2 separate regions of the Homo sapiens genome follow, and region 2 is linked to region 1. The links are chromatin contacts, found by Hi-C or POLR2A ChIA-PET in ENCODE. All regions are on one chromosome and are shown on one strand. Each heading gives the region's core, a stretch centred on a gene start or an enhancer-like site at or near the end of the contact. The rest is flanking DNA. Distances are from core to core; before and after follow the strand shown.

Region 1 (3,256 bases), core at 424-2,923:
AATGATTATTTCAAGACTTAAAAACCTCGGGAACATTCTGATTCCAGACATCCATATAGCTCTTCACCATAGATGAGTCAACTCATTTCAACAATCACTTGCCCCCATAGACAAGGATGACACTCGATGATGTAGGAGATACACAAATAAGTGCTCATGAGTTTAAGGTATGTTGCCTTGGAGAGATTTTTCCAGGTGAGACTGATTTGGGTTTGAGACATGGGGGTAATACTTGCTTCCTCCATGATTACTAGAAAGTCTTTCCTCTCCTCCGTCCCCACACCCTGGTCTGATTAGTGCATGAGAAGACTCATGCGATCCTGCCTTGTGCTGGCCTAGTGGAACTTCTAACTCATTCCAAGATCTATTAGGTGACTTCAGGTGACTTTAGGAGTTACCAGGAAGAGGGGGAAAAATATGATGGTAGCCTACCTACACAGGTGTGGTTGAAAGTACCTGAGTCTGGGAGTCAGAAAAACGATAGGTTCAAATCCTAGCTTTTCCGTTTTATTTATATTAGGCAATCAGTCCTTTTGAACCTCAACTTCTCACCTATAAAAATGGAGAGAAATAAAACTGGTCTCTCACACTAGTTGTAAGAATTAAATGAAATTACATATAATCATTTAGTTACCAAGAAACAATACTGAGTAATACCACATGCCACTCATGTATGATAGTAATTTTATAACTGTTAATTCAATTCTTATCATATGTCAGCCACTGAGCTGGCATATATTATTTTACTTAATCTTTAAAGCAACCTATAGAATTAGCCTCATCTTACAAGTGAAGAAACTAAGACATCTAAAGGCGAAGAAATCTGCCCGAGCTTGTACAGTTTCACACCAAGAAAGCCTGACAATAAAATCCAGGTTCGACCAGTACCCTGGACTCTTCCCTGTGGAACAGTGCCTGATAATTGATAAGTGATTCATAAGTATTTACTGCTTCTGCAAGAGGGTCTGTTTCTTATTTTTAAAAGTTAAATCTAACTGATACTTTACCTATTGTTATTTGCCCCTGGAATACAGAGAAATCTTTATAGGAGAAGGAGGAAGAGGAATTTACAATCTGCTCCACTGGTAAGTATCATGAGCCACTGACAGGTTTTCGCCCTCCCTGGGTGCAAATCACAGTAGCCCTTCATAAGAAATACTTAGAAAGGGGCCGGGCACGTGGCTCAGGCCTGTAATCCCAGCACTTTGGGAGGCCGAGGCGGATGGATCACCTGAGGTCAGGAGTTCGAGAGCAGCCTGACCAACATGGTGAACCCTCCCCACGACTCTACTAAAAATACAAAAATTAGCTAGGCGTGATGGCGGGTGCCCGTAATCCCAGCTACTCCGGAGGCTGAGGCAGGCGAATCGCTTGAACCCGGGAGGCGGAGCTTGCAGTGAGCTGAGATCGCGCCACTGCACTCCAGCCTGGGTGAGGGAGCGAGACTCCATCTCAAAAAAAAAAAAAAAGAAGAAAAAGAAAAGAAATACTTAGAAAGTTGGTGTCTCATATATTATTCAGTTAGGAAGTATAGCGTCTCCCCTGCCGGCTTCACTGTATTGGTACTAGAAATGCCAGTGTTTGAAGACGGCTCAAACGCCAGGTACTTTAATTCGTTCTTTCGTTTGCCTTCGTAAGACACAGCGAAATGTTCCTGCGTCAGTGGATTCAGGGAATCCTGTGTGTTTTGCTGCCCCCTTGTGGCTATTTTAAATGTCTCTCAAGTGATTTATAACCTGGATTAAAATTTTCCAATTCAAACTCCTCACGGCGGAAGGTTAAGTATGCATTCTTGGTACCATTGCCTTTGATGTAAAACATGCACATACACTAGCACACTGAATTTTAATTTATCTCTGAATGATAGAGTTATGGCTAAATTCTCAACTGCACTTGAAAGAGATCTTTTAATTCAAACTTCCACAAGGTAGGATATTACTTGTCTCCAAAGTTTAATATTGGAGCTTGATCATTCACCATATTACCAACATAAATTGACCCCTGTATACAAAGGGACAGGAGGAAGATTGTAAACTTACCATTGTGTTACCTGCTTCCTAGAAAGATGTTAAACAATTTTAATACTTTAAATTGAGAGAGAAGAGAGAAGACCACACAAGACACAAGATACAGTCATTTTAAAAGGGTTTTTTCATCAATGCTGTGGAGATGCCAGAGATCGCAGCCACAGCTGAGAAGCGGATCAAGAAAGGAAAAAAATAAAACAGGAACCAAACTGATCAAAATATGCCTAACTTTTTAAGAGAAATATTTATTGGATAGTTTAAAATCAAGTTTGTTAATTTAAACATTTATCAACCCCTTCACTCCAGCTTTTCCGCGCTCATCAAAGAATTCCTACATAGGAGCCTTAACATTAAAGGGTTTTTTCCAAGAAATATGAAACAGATAAACTAATATTGTAAGGAACTACAATTATATACTATGAAACAATAATCAAACATTTGAAAAGAACTTTTTGCTGTTCCATTTTCTGTCAAAATTTACTCTCCTCCACTTCCACTTAAGTTAGTAAACTCTAAGTTTTGAAATAAATTGCCTTTGGATTAGCCAAAATGTTATAAAGTATAATTATTAAGGTGTTATATATTAACATACTTCATATATAACATATATGAAGTCTATATAATACCTCATATGCATTATATTATATAATAATATAATATATATCTTATATAGTATATATCATATATAATATAAACTTCCACAATGTAGAATATTTCTTTTCTCCGAAGTTTATTACTATATTATATATTGTTATATATTATATATAATAGCTCACATATAATACATTATATATGAAGTATATATTAATATATATCTATATATTTATGTCGTTATATATTATATATGAAGTATATAAATAATATATTCTATATGTAATATAGTTATATCATATATTATTTATATAACTAGTCTAATATATTAAATATTAAGCATATGTTAATATATTATGTTAAATAATATATATGATTATGATTATTAAATAGTATATTATATATTTAATACATTATAATATAGTATCACATAATATAAATTATTATATAAGGTATATGTGAAGTATATTATATATACCAAGTGTAATATACCTATATATTATATGTTAATTTATTAAGGTATAATTGTAAAACATTTAAGGAATGTAAGGTATATTTAATATGTAGTCAATGCATACAGAGACCTTGTTTTACTTTGTGGAAAAGTTGACACGGATGTTTGGGTATTAACAGGTTAC
Region 2 (3,256 bases), core at 192-2,691, 260 kb before region 1:
ACAAAAATATTCTGTACCTTGATTTAGAAGGTGGTTATACAGATGTATACATTTGTCAAGTTGAACTAAACATTTAAAAGAGACACATGATTATGTGCAATATTGTAAGTTGTATTTGATTATCTATAAGCTATAGTTCAATAACATTAACATTTAAGTTTTCATGAAGAAAATCCTCTTGTGTGAATAAAGAAATAATCCTCTTGTATGAATAAAGGAAAAAATAATAAATAAGATTTTCTTAAATTTATCTTTTTTCTTTTTCTACAAAAAAGGCATTATATCATAGCTATTTAATACAAAGCTTTAGGAATGGAAAAGACCTGTGGTCAAAATCCTAGCATTGTACTTTACTAGATACAGACTTTTGGCCAAGTTACTTTACCTCCCTATACCTCTGCTTTCTCATCTGTAAAATGTGAATAATATTACCTCCTGGGAGAATTATTGTACAACTTCATTGAGACAATGCCTCCAAAGCATTTAGCACAATGCTTGCATATAAGTACTCATTACCTATAGCCATTATTATTTTAAATGCCATTATTAGTTATTTCATCATAGCATGATTTCAGGAGGAACTTATAAGTAAGCATATACGTCAAGTCTATTTATCAAGCCAAAGTAAATAATAAATAATGACTTGATCTTATAATGATATCAATAACTAAAGGCTTAAGCAACAGCTCGAACTTTTAATATCACTTGTTTGCCCCCACTGAAATTACAATCAATGAAAGAAGAATATGGATTTTGATTTCTGAACAAACAAGAATTACTCAGCAGCTCAGTATAACAAAACATAGAACTTCATCTCCAGCAGAGGATGTCCCTGTTGCTAACTAGAATTTTCACACCTTAATAGCTGCAGTGTCTAAAGCTCTTTTTTAGATCATTGTATTAATGTTGCTGGCTTAGATGTCAATTCAATACATGGCATGGAAAAACATTGTCCAACGCAGCGTTTCTTACCCATGGGAGTCTATAAAGCCCAGGGCTTTTCAGGAGTTCTGCTACTTACCTGAAACTGTAGGCAAAGCTGGGCAAATGTATTTATGAATGTATTTTGAGGATGTGGTTATAAGTCAGACATTTAAAAGAGTCTATGAACCAAGCAAAGATAACTTAAAGCATACTTGAGAGACAAACACATTAGTAGCCCTGAAGGTTCCCCAGAAAATATCCAGGAAAACGTCTGAACACCACTATTGTTTTCCTATTTTTAAAAATGGAATTTCATTTGCTATAGTAAAGTGTCTTGGAAATTCCCTTGATGTTGATGATACTAGATTAGTCCATGTGACTGAGTGATCATACGAAGGGTAGCCCCAGATTAAAAGCATTGCATAGAACAAGCTGATCGGAAAGGAATTCTATTTTTAGCCTCCAGCTTTGTCATATGTCTAATTTTCCCTGTGGTTACAGTGGCCCGTTGCCAGTGTCCTCTGAGGATGACTGGGCTGAGGAAAATAGGGATTCGCTTCCTACTGCTGACCACCAACAAAGGCAGGATATATTGGAAATCCTGGCATGAGATGCTATTCTTTATTATGAATATTATTACGTTATTTCATTATTTTTTAGGTGCTGAAGGGCACAGTCTATTTTTGAAACACAGAGGAAGAAAAACAGAAATCTCATATGCTACAAATTTGTAGACTTCAGAACCCAAACAGGACTAACATGCTTTCTCCTTCGCCTTGGAGGTGGAGGGGGTGCTTTGAAGGTTGTCCTGGCATGTTCTAGGCTCTGGACTCCTAGAAAGTTTAGTGACATAATGGGCACCTGTACCTTCATAGGGTTTATCTACCACCCTGTGAAAGTTGTCAGAAGGAGTCACTAATGTTAAGAAAATCCTGACAGATAGGGCCAGTGAAGGCCATGAAGAGAGGATTCTCACACTTGTATGCTTGATAACAACAACAACAAAAATGAGACAATCCACAACCTTCACAAAGACCACAATAACTTTACACAAAATATACTTCTGCCAGGACATCTGCCCAGCAACTGCCTCCCTAACCTCGACTGTCGTCACTCTTGTTATTGATCTTTGTTACAAAGGATAATTATTTCAAAACAATTAAGTAATACTCCTGAGTTTTTCCCTTTAAAAACCTTTGTCTTCCTTTACCTCCCTGAATATGCACATATTTACTATGGCATGCATATATTCCCATCGCAATATTTTATTCCCAAATAAGTGTTTTCTTTTAGAAAGCCTCTGTTTGTTTTTTAGGTTGGCAATCCTTTCAAGTGCATATATCTTACCAAGACTTCCAATAGATTTTCCATTTCCTGTTCATCCATTCCAATAATAACAGTATCACCCATATAGCTGACCAGTGTAATGTGCTGCAAAATACCAAGGTGACCCATATCCCTTCAGACTTTATTCTGATTATGGGAGGAAAATTAGTTTGGCCTTGGGACAAGACTATAAATATATACTGTTTTCTATCCCATGCAAATTTGATTCTGTACTGTTTCTGGTTGTCCTTCCTAAGAGTGATGGAAAAAAAAATGTATTAATTAAGTCAGTGGTCACATGCTATGTACCAGAAGCCATATCAATCTGCTCTAGCAAAGATACAGTATCTACCACCACTGCTGCCATCAAGAGGCTTCTAGTTGATGGAGTCTGTGATATCCTACTGTCGTTCAACAGAGTCTGTGCAGCATTGTAGCAGGCCCGAGAATGGTGGGTTAAACAGAGACATGATGGGGATCATCATTCTTGCAGCTTTTAGCTCTTTAAAGTTGGCATCAATTCTGTCATTCCCCCTGGAATTCAGCAGCATTATTTTTCATTTACCTCGAGTAACATTTACTGCTTTTGGTAGACAGATCTGAGTTTTTATACACACATAAATTTTTGTAACTATACTGTATGTAGGATACAGGATAATTCCAACACACCGAAGAATTCTCTTGTGCCGTCTCTTTCATTCCAATCCCCCACAACATGCACACATAGACACATAGACACATATCTAACCTCTAACCTCTGGCAATCACTGAGCTATTCTCTCTCTTGCCTTTTCCAGAATGCCATGTAAATGTAATCATACACAAGTAATTTTTTGAAACTGGATTTTTTCACTTAATAAAATGCATTTAAAATTAACCCAAATTGCATATAACAATGATTCATTCCTTTTTCATTGCTGAGTAGTATTCTATTGTGCAGATGCACCATAGTTTATCCGTTCATCTACTGAAGGACATTTAGATTGTTTCCAGTTTGGTAAAATTA

The links. Hi-C counts contacts between places; a loop is a spot of excess contacts on that map. ChIA-PET counts read pairs that join two places held with the same protein, here RNA polymerase II (POLR2A). Pooled maps may share reads with other maps.
Region 2: a loop to region 1 is called in a pooled map, with 4 times the contacts of the local background. The contact joins two enhancer-like sites. A Hi-C loop is called at or near these places in 1 of 168 maps with a recorded cell type or tissue (transverse colon) and 3 of 50 pooled maps. POLR2A ChIA-PET finds 5 or more read pairs at or near these places in 2 of 52 experiments (GM10248 and Panc1).

The regions. Positions count from the first base shown.
Region 1 is chr17:69,567,653-69,570,908 of GRCh38, reverse strand. No RefSeq gene overlaps it. Among named protein-coding and RNA genes, the nearest start is that of LINC01483, 25 kb to the left of the region's middle. RefSeq lists an enhancer at 1,312-1,813. Within about 2 kb of position 1,673, at least 10 of the 41 ENCODE cell types and tissues checked have a DNase peak (open chromatin) inside an H3K27ac peak, as active enhancers do.
Region 2 is chr17:69,826,421-69,829,676 of GRCh38, reverse strand. All of the region lies in intron 3 of LINC01483 (long intergenic non-protein coding RNA 1483), which reads right to left. Among named protein-coding and RNA genes, the nearest start is that of LINC01497, 130 kb to the left of the region's middle. Within about 2 kb of position 1,441, at least 2 of the 41 ENCODE cell types and tissues checked have a DNase peak (open chromatin) inside an H3K27ac peak, as active enhancers do.